Linked DNA regions of Homo sapiens: region 2 is linked to region 1. A link is a loop called in an ENCODE intact Hi-C map of the cell type or tissue named here. Cell type or tissue: breast epithelium. All regions are shown on one strand. Links, peaks and the distances in the headings refer to the core of each region. The heading gives the core; the rest is flanking DNA. Region 1 has its middle 14 kb from the start of PLXNC1. Region 2 overlaps LOC102724960 (a long non-coding RNA gene).

What was found. Peaks named below come from ENCODE experiments on the same cell type or tissue, not always from the same donor. Only the 100,000 strongest peaks of a DNase experiment are listed, where the experiment ranks them.
Region 2: it touches region 1 in a loop (12-fold over the local background); 108 of 110 quality-filtered maps call a loop at or near these places.

The regions. Positions count from the first base shown.
Region 1 is chr12:94,132,699-94,135,505 of GRCh38, reverse strand. No RefSeq gene overlaps it. Among named protein-coding and RNA genes, the nearest start is that of PLXNC1, 14 kb to the left of the region's middle. RefSeq lists a silencer at 1,006-1,055. In breast epithelium, for the core only: a CTCF peak has its summit at 1,130 (motif pointing left); no DNase peak of the experiment used is centred there.
Region 2 is chr12:94,531,743-94,534,549 of GRCh38, reverse strand. All of the region lies in intron 2 of LOC102724960 (a long non-coding RNA gene), which reads right to left. Among named protein-coding and RNA genes, the nearest start is that of MIR5700, 29 kb to the left of the region's middle. In breast epithelium, for the core only: CTCF peaks have their summits at 1,353 and 1,554 (motif pointing right); a DNase peak (open chromatin) is centred at 1,539; H3K27ac peaks cover 455 bases.

The DNA of each region.
Region 1 (2,807 bases), core at 120-2,619:
TTCCCTGCTCTGAACTTGAAGAGCACTTTATCTGTAGGTTGATAGCATTAAAATCTGGTGAGTCACATCATACACTATGCATTGGTTGTGTTTATAGCTCTTTCACTTAATATAATTTCTTTGAGATCAGAGATGGTGTCTTAAATTCAGTTTATCTCCATATTCCCTTTATTCCTCAAACTTTCTGTTCATTAACTTACTCCATCTTTTAACAGATACTTCCTGAGAATCTACCATGTGCTAGGCATGTGTTGCAGGCTGGGGTTATGGCAATGAGCAAGATCAGTGGTGTTATTTTTGTGCAGATTACTGGGCCTTACACGGAGTCAGTGTTCAATAAATGTCAGTTGAAGTGTAATGTAAAGGCTCTATACTCCTTAGGGGCAAGGGTCATTCTTTGAGGTACCCACAGCCCCACATACAATGACATAACTTGGCATCTCCACAGTGCATATTTACCAATTCATGAATTGACTATCTCTGCAGAGACAGAGAATATAAAAGGAGAAAAACAACTCCTTGCCACAAAAAATATTATTGATAACATGGAGGAGCATCCACTGAACATAGCTTTTAAATTATTTGTTAATTTACAGCACCTTTCAAACTTTGTTTGAACATGGCTTTATACTGAAAAGGGGAGAGTCTTATACTGTAATTATGTAAGGCAAGCTTATAATAATTATAATAATTATCAACCGAGTGCCAATAATACTTTAAGAACTCCACTGAGCATAAAGATCGCACTAGTGCCTAACAGGTATTTAAAATTAAGCTCTCTAAAATTGCAAAGGCACATATTTAGTGTTTTCTATTTTTTGGTAAGTAAAGATTCTGACAAATAATTACCCTCTTTTTCCTGGTAGAAACTTCTGTTTACACGGAAAATTTTCTCTAAGATGGATTTCTTCCAGTGAGAATTTGAGCAATTTATTTTCTTTAACATATCTTGAATGATATTTTCTCTTCTGTTTGAAAAATATGACAACATGCCAGATCTCGGAGCTTCTCCAGAGTAGAGGACACACCCATCAATAGACAAGCAAGTTTTCATGGGTATGTCATTCTAAGCATAGAAAAAGGCAGACTTTGAAGCGCGCTAGGATTCCCCCTAGTGGATGTAAAAGGTACTTGATTTAAGAAAAAAAAAAATCCACACCTGAGGGGAGTTGGTGGGTACTGTGGTTTACAAGGATTCATTCCTCCCTAGCATCTGTTTCTGAAAGTTGGAAGTATGTCACCAATTAATAAAGGTTTGATTAGCACTCCTCTTTCTATCTGGCATCCATAGTAATTAAGGTGTCTGCCTGCAGGCTTGCAAATGCAGCATGAAATTACAGTCAGCCCTAGAACAGAGAAATAAAATGAACACTCTTTAAAACAACACCATCTAATTTCCATAAGACACTCCCCAAATCAAATCCTCATCTGTGACTGTTTTGGTTTAAACGGATATGGTGCCTTTATCCAAATCATGAAAAAGTTTGGCTCTTTTTAGAGACTCTATTATTATCTATGTCAGTGGTGGCCAGCTACTTAAAAAATGTGCTTTTGTGTATTGCCCAAATTAGATTCCTGAGTGTTGGTCTTTGTCATGTCTTTTACAAATCCCCATTACTTATCATGTGTAGTGTCTATGAATTCATTCCATACACACTTGTTGATTATAGGCACAAGGCTAGATACTAGATGGGGGGGATGAAGGACACAGATAAGGATAAGACAAAGATCTTGGCCTCTGAAAAACTGTTAATCTACTCTGACATACCAACTTTCTGTCTCCTTTACTGGCTCCACTTTCTCCTCCTACCTTTTAAAGTGTTGATGTGTAGGTGACCTGATAACTATTTTTATCTGCCCAGAAAGTTTTACCATCCCTGTTCTTCTCATAAAGAGGCTGTACCCTCCTTCCAACAATATGGGGGCATATGACATGGGTCTGGCCAACCCAAGTGCTCCTTAGGTTTGGTCTAAGCATGGGTCATGTGATTCTAGCAAAGTCAACCAGAGTTCTTTCCAGGAATTGTTATAGGGATGGTGGGAGAAAAGAGATTTTTTATGGGGGTGGCTAATCTGGGGCTAGCAGTGACTTTGCTCTCTGCCTAGCAGAAAAGTCCAGTATGAAGTAGGAGAGAGAGCTAGATAGAGAAAGAGATAGAGATAGTGATGAGAGAGAGAGAGAGAGATATGAGAGAGAGAGAGAGAGATATGAGAGAGAGAGAGAGAGAGAGAGAGACAGATAGAGACACAGAGAGAGAGAGAGACTGACTGTTGAGGCTCTCTAGAACTGAGTCCTCAGCTCACTCTTGGTCCTTTGACATCAATCCCTTCTTCTGTCTTTGGCATCCTCTCATTCCTGTAGTATTCTCCCTGGTCAGTATCACCAATGCACACCACGGGCTTCCATCATTACTTACCTGCTGATGACTCTAAAAAATCTACACAAAAGTGATCTCTTGATCTCTGAACTTTAGGCCCTGAATTTTAGATCTACATGTCTAAATGCCTACTGGTCATTTCCCTTGTACATTCCATACATACTTCAAGTCAAGTCAATTTTCTTCCATACCTTTTCTCCACATGTTCCTAGTCTCCTTCGGTGGCACCACTGCCCATCCAGGTTTTCAAACCAGAAGGTGGAAGTCATCCTAGATACTTCCCTCACCTTCTATATTTAATCAACCAGCAAGCCTGCTGATCTGAATCATGGGCTTGATTTCTTGTTATAAGATTTCTTATTTCCTACCAACTACCATCAGAGAATACTATAAACACCTCTATACAAAAAAAAAACTAGAAAATCTAGA
Region 2 (2,807 bases), core at 56-2,555, 400 kb before region 1:
AAACTTAGTGGCTTAAAACAACACGGATTAATCATCTACAGCTTTAGAGGTCAGAAGTCCTAAAGTGGGTCTTGCAGGGCTGGGAGTGAGGTGTTGGCAGCTCTGAGTTCCTCCTGGAGGCTCTGGGGGAGGATCTCTTCCTCGCCTTTTCCAGCGTTCAAGGCCACCTTCATCCTCAGTGCGTGGTGTTTCCCTCCAATCCCTTCTCCTCATCACATCTCCGCCTCTCCTGCCTCCCTCTTCCCTTTGTTAGGACCCCCATGATCCAGTGGGCCCACCGGGGTAATCGAGGATAATCCCCCCATCTTAAGATTCTTAATTTAGTCGCATCTGTTAGGCCCTTTTCCCATGCAAGGTCACATATTTGCAGGTTCTGGGAACCGGGACATGGACACCTTTGGGGGTTCATTATTTTGTTTCTCCTGCCACGCCTCTGAGGCAGGATTCTGACTCAACCTCCTGGGCTAAAACCTAGGAATATTCATCTGAAACAACTCTCCTTCCGATTGGGAGGCAGGGGCTCCTGGAGCCTGGAGGGAAAGGCTGCGCCACACCCGCTGCAGTTGGAGGTGTCTCTTCTCGAGAAAGTGACTAGCAGGGCAAGTCACTATCCCATTTTATAAGATAGGAAACTCAAGGGAATGGTGAATTTCTAGAGAACAGTGAGAACAGTGAATTTCTAGTCCAAGGTTCCACAGCTAGAGCTGAAATTAATTAATTAATTAATTTATTTATTGTACTTACTTATGTATTTATTTTGAGAGGGAGTCTGTCACCCAGGCTGGAGGGCAGTGGCACGATCATGGCTCACCACAACTTCTGCCTCCCAGGCTCAAGTGATCCTCCCACCTCAGCCTCCTGAGTCGCTGGGACTACAGGCAGGCACCACCACGCCCACCTAATTTTGTATTTTTTGTAGAGATGAGGTCTCACTGTGTTGTCCAGGCTGGTCTCAAACTCCTGGGCTCAAGCGATCCTCCTGCCTCAGCCTCCCAAAGTGCTGGGATTATAGTGTGAGCCACTGCATCTGGCCTGGAGCCAGAGTTTAGACCCAAATCCCCTATTTCCACACCCTCTGTTCTTTTTACTACAGCACAGTCACCACCTAAATTCTCCCTCTATTGTGTAAACACAGTATGGTGGGGACTGCCCCCCTCATCTCACAGACAAAGATACCGTGGCACAGAAGGGGTCCAGCCACCTGCCCAAGGCCTGCTGCCTGGCTTCTGGCCGAAGCGCCACTGACCCGGGAAGCCCTGGACAGATCAGGCATCTCCTTCACTTTCTCCCATGGAGATTTTATCCCTACTCATCTGCTGAGAAACACTTTTTAACACAGAATGAGATTGATGTGGTAGACTCATTTCAAATACACGGAGCAGAAACAAACTCGGAGCCTTTTGGTGGATTATCTGTGTGGAGCAGACTGATGGCAATTAGGGGTTTGGGGAGACGGCAGGTGGGGGTGACAGGCTCTTCTATCCCTGTCCCATGAGGAAACCTAACAAAGGAGACCCTCCTCGCCGGTGCGCAAGTGTGTGAGTCAGCGCCAGGGGGCAGAGTTTGTCCAGGAATGAGAATGCACACGCCACTGTGCTTTGGCTTAAGGGTGATGTTAAGAAGGACGAGATTCTGGTGTGCAGGGTCATTGCCTTTAGTACAACCTTAGCCAATAGGTTTCTAATTGGGCCATTTATCTGGAAATAAGTGTGACATAAGAGCCCTGGAGGGTGGGTTGAGAGCAGATGCAAAGTGACTAAAGAGCATGCCACGAATGCATTTTTATAGGGTCAATTGTCTCATAATCTTTGTGTTCTCTTTTGGTGTGAATTAAATTCTGACCACTACTTGGCAATTTGTCAGAAGGCAGTCAGCTTAAGTATTGAGAAACACTGAATAATATTTCAAGAGTTTTCTAGTACATGGCCTCTGCAGCTGGAAAACATTAAAAAAAAGTTCACTTGTTTTTTCTTTTTTTCTTTATTATTCTTATTTATTTATTTATTTATTTATTTATTTTTTTGAGGTGGAGTCTCGCTCTGTCGCCCAGGCTGGAGTGCAGTGGCACGATCTTGACTCACTGCAAGCTTCGCCTCCCGGGTTCACGCCATTCTCCTGCCTCAGCCTCCTGAGTAGCTGGGACTACAGGCGCCTGCCACCACGCCCAGCTAATTTTTTGTATTTTTAGTAGAACCGGGTTTCACCGTGTTAGCCAGGATGGTCTCGATCTCCTGACCTTGTGATCCACCTGCCTCGGCCTCCCAAAGTGCTGGGATTACAGGCGTGAGCCACTGCACCTGGCCTTATTTATTTATTTTTTTGAGAGGGAGTCTCACTCTGTTGCCCAGGCTGGGTGGAGTGCAGTGGCGCAAACTCGGCTCACTGCAACCTCTGCCTCCTGGGTTCAAACGATTCTCCTGCCTCAGCCTCCCCAGTAGCTGGGACTACAGGAGCACACCACCTCACCTTGCTCATTTTTGTATTTTTAGTAGAGACAGGGTTTTATCATGTTGGCCAGGCTTGTCTCCAACTCCTGACCTCAGGTGATCCACCCCCCTTGGCCTCCCAAAGTGCTGAGATTACAGGTGTGAGCCACTGTGCTCAGCCTTATTATTATTATTTTTGAGACAGGGTCTTGCTCTGTTGCCCAGGCAGGAGTGCAGTGGCACGATCATAACTCACTGCAGGCTCCCACCTCAGCCTCCCCAGTAACGAGGACTACAGGTGCACACCACCACACTTGGCTAATTTTTTTTCTTTTTTTTTTTTTTTTTGGTAGAGACAGGGTCTCACTATGTTTCCCAGGC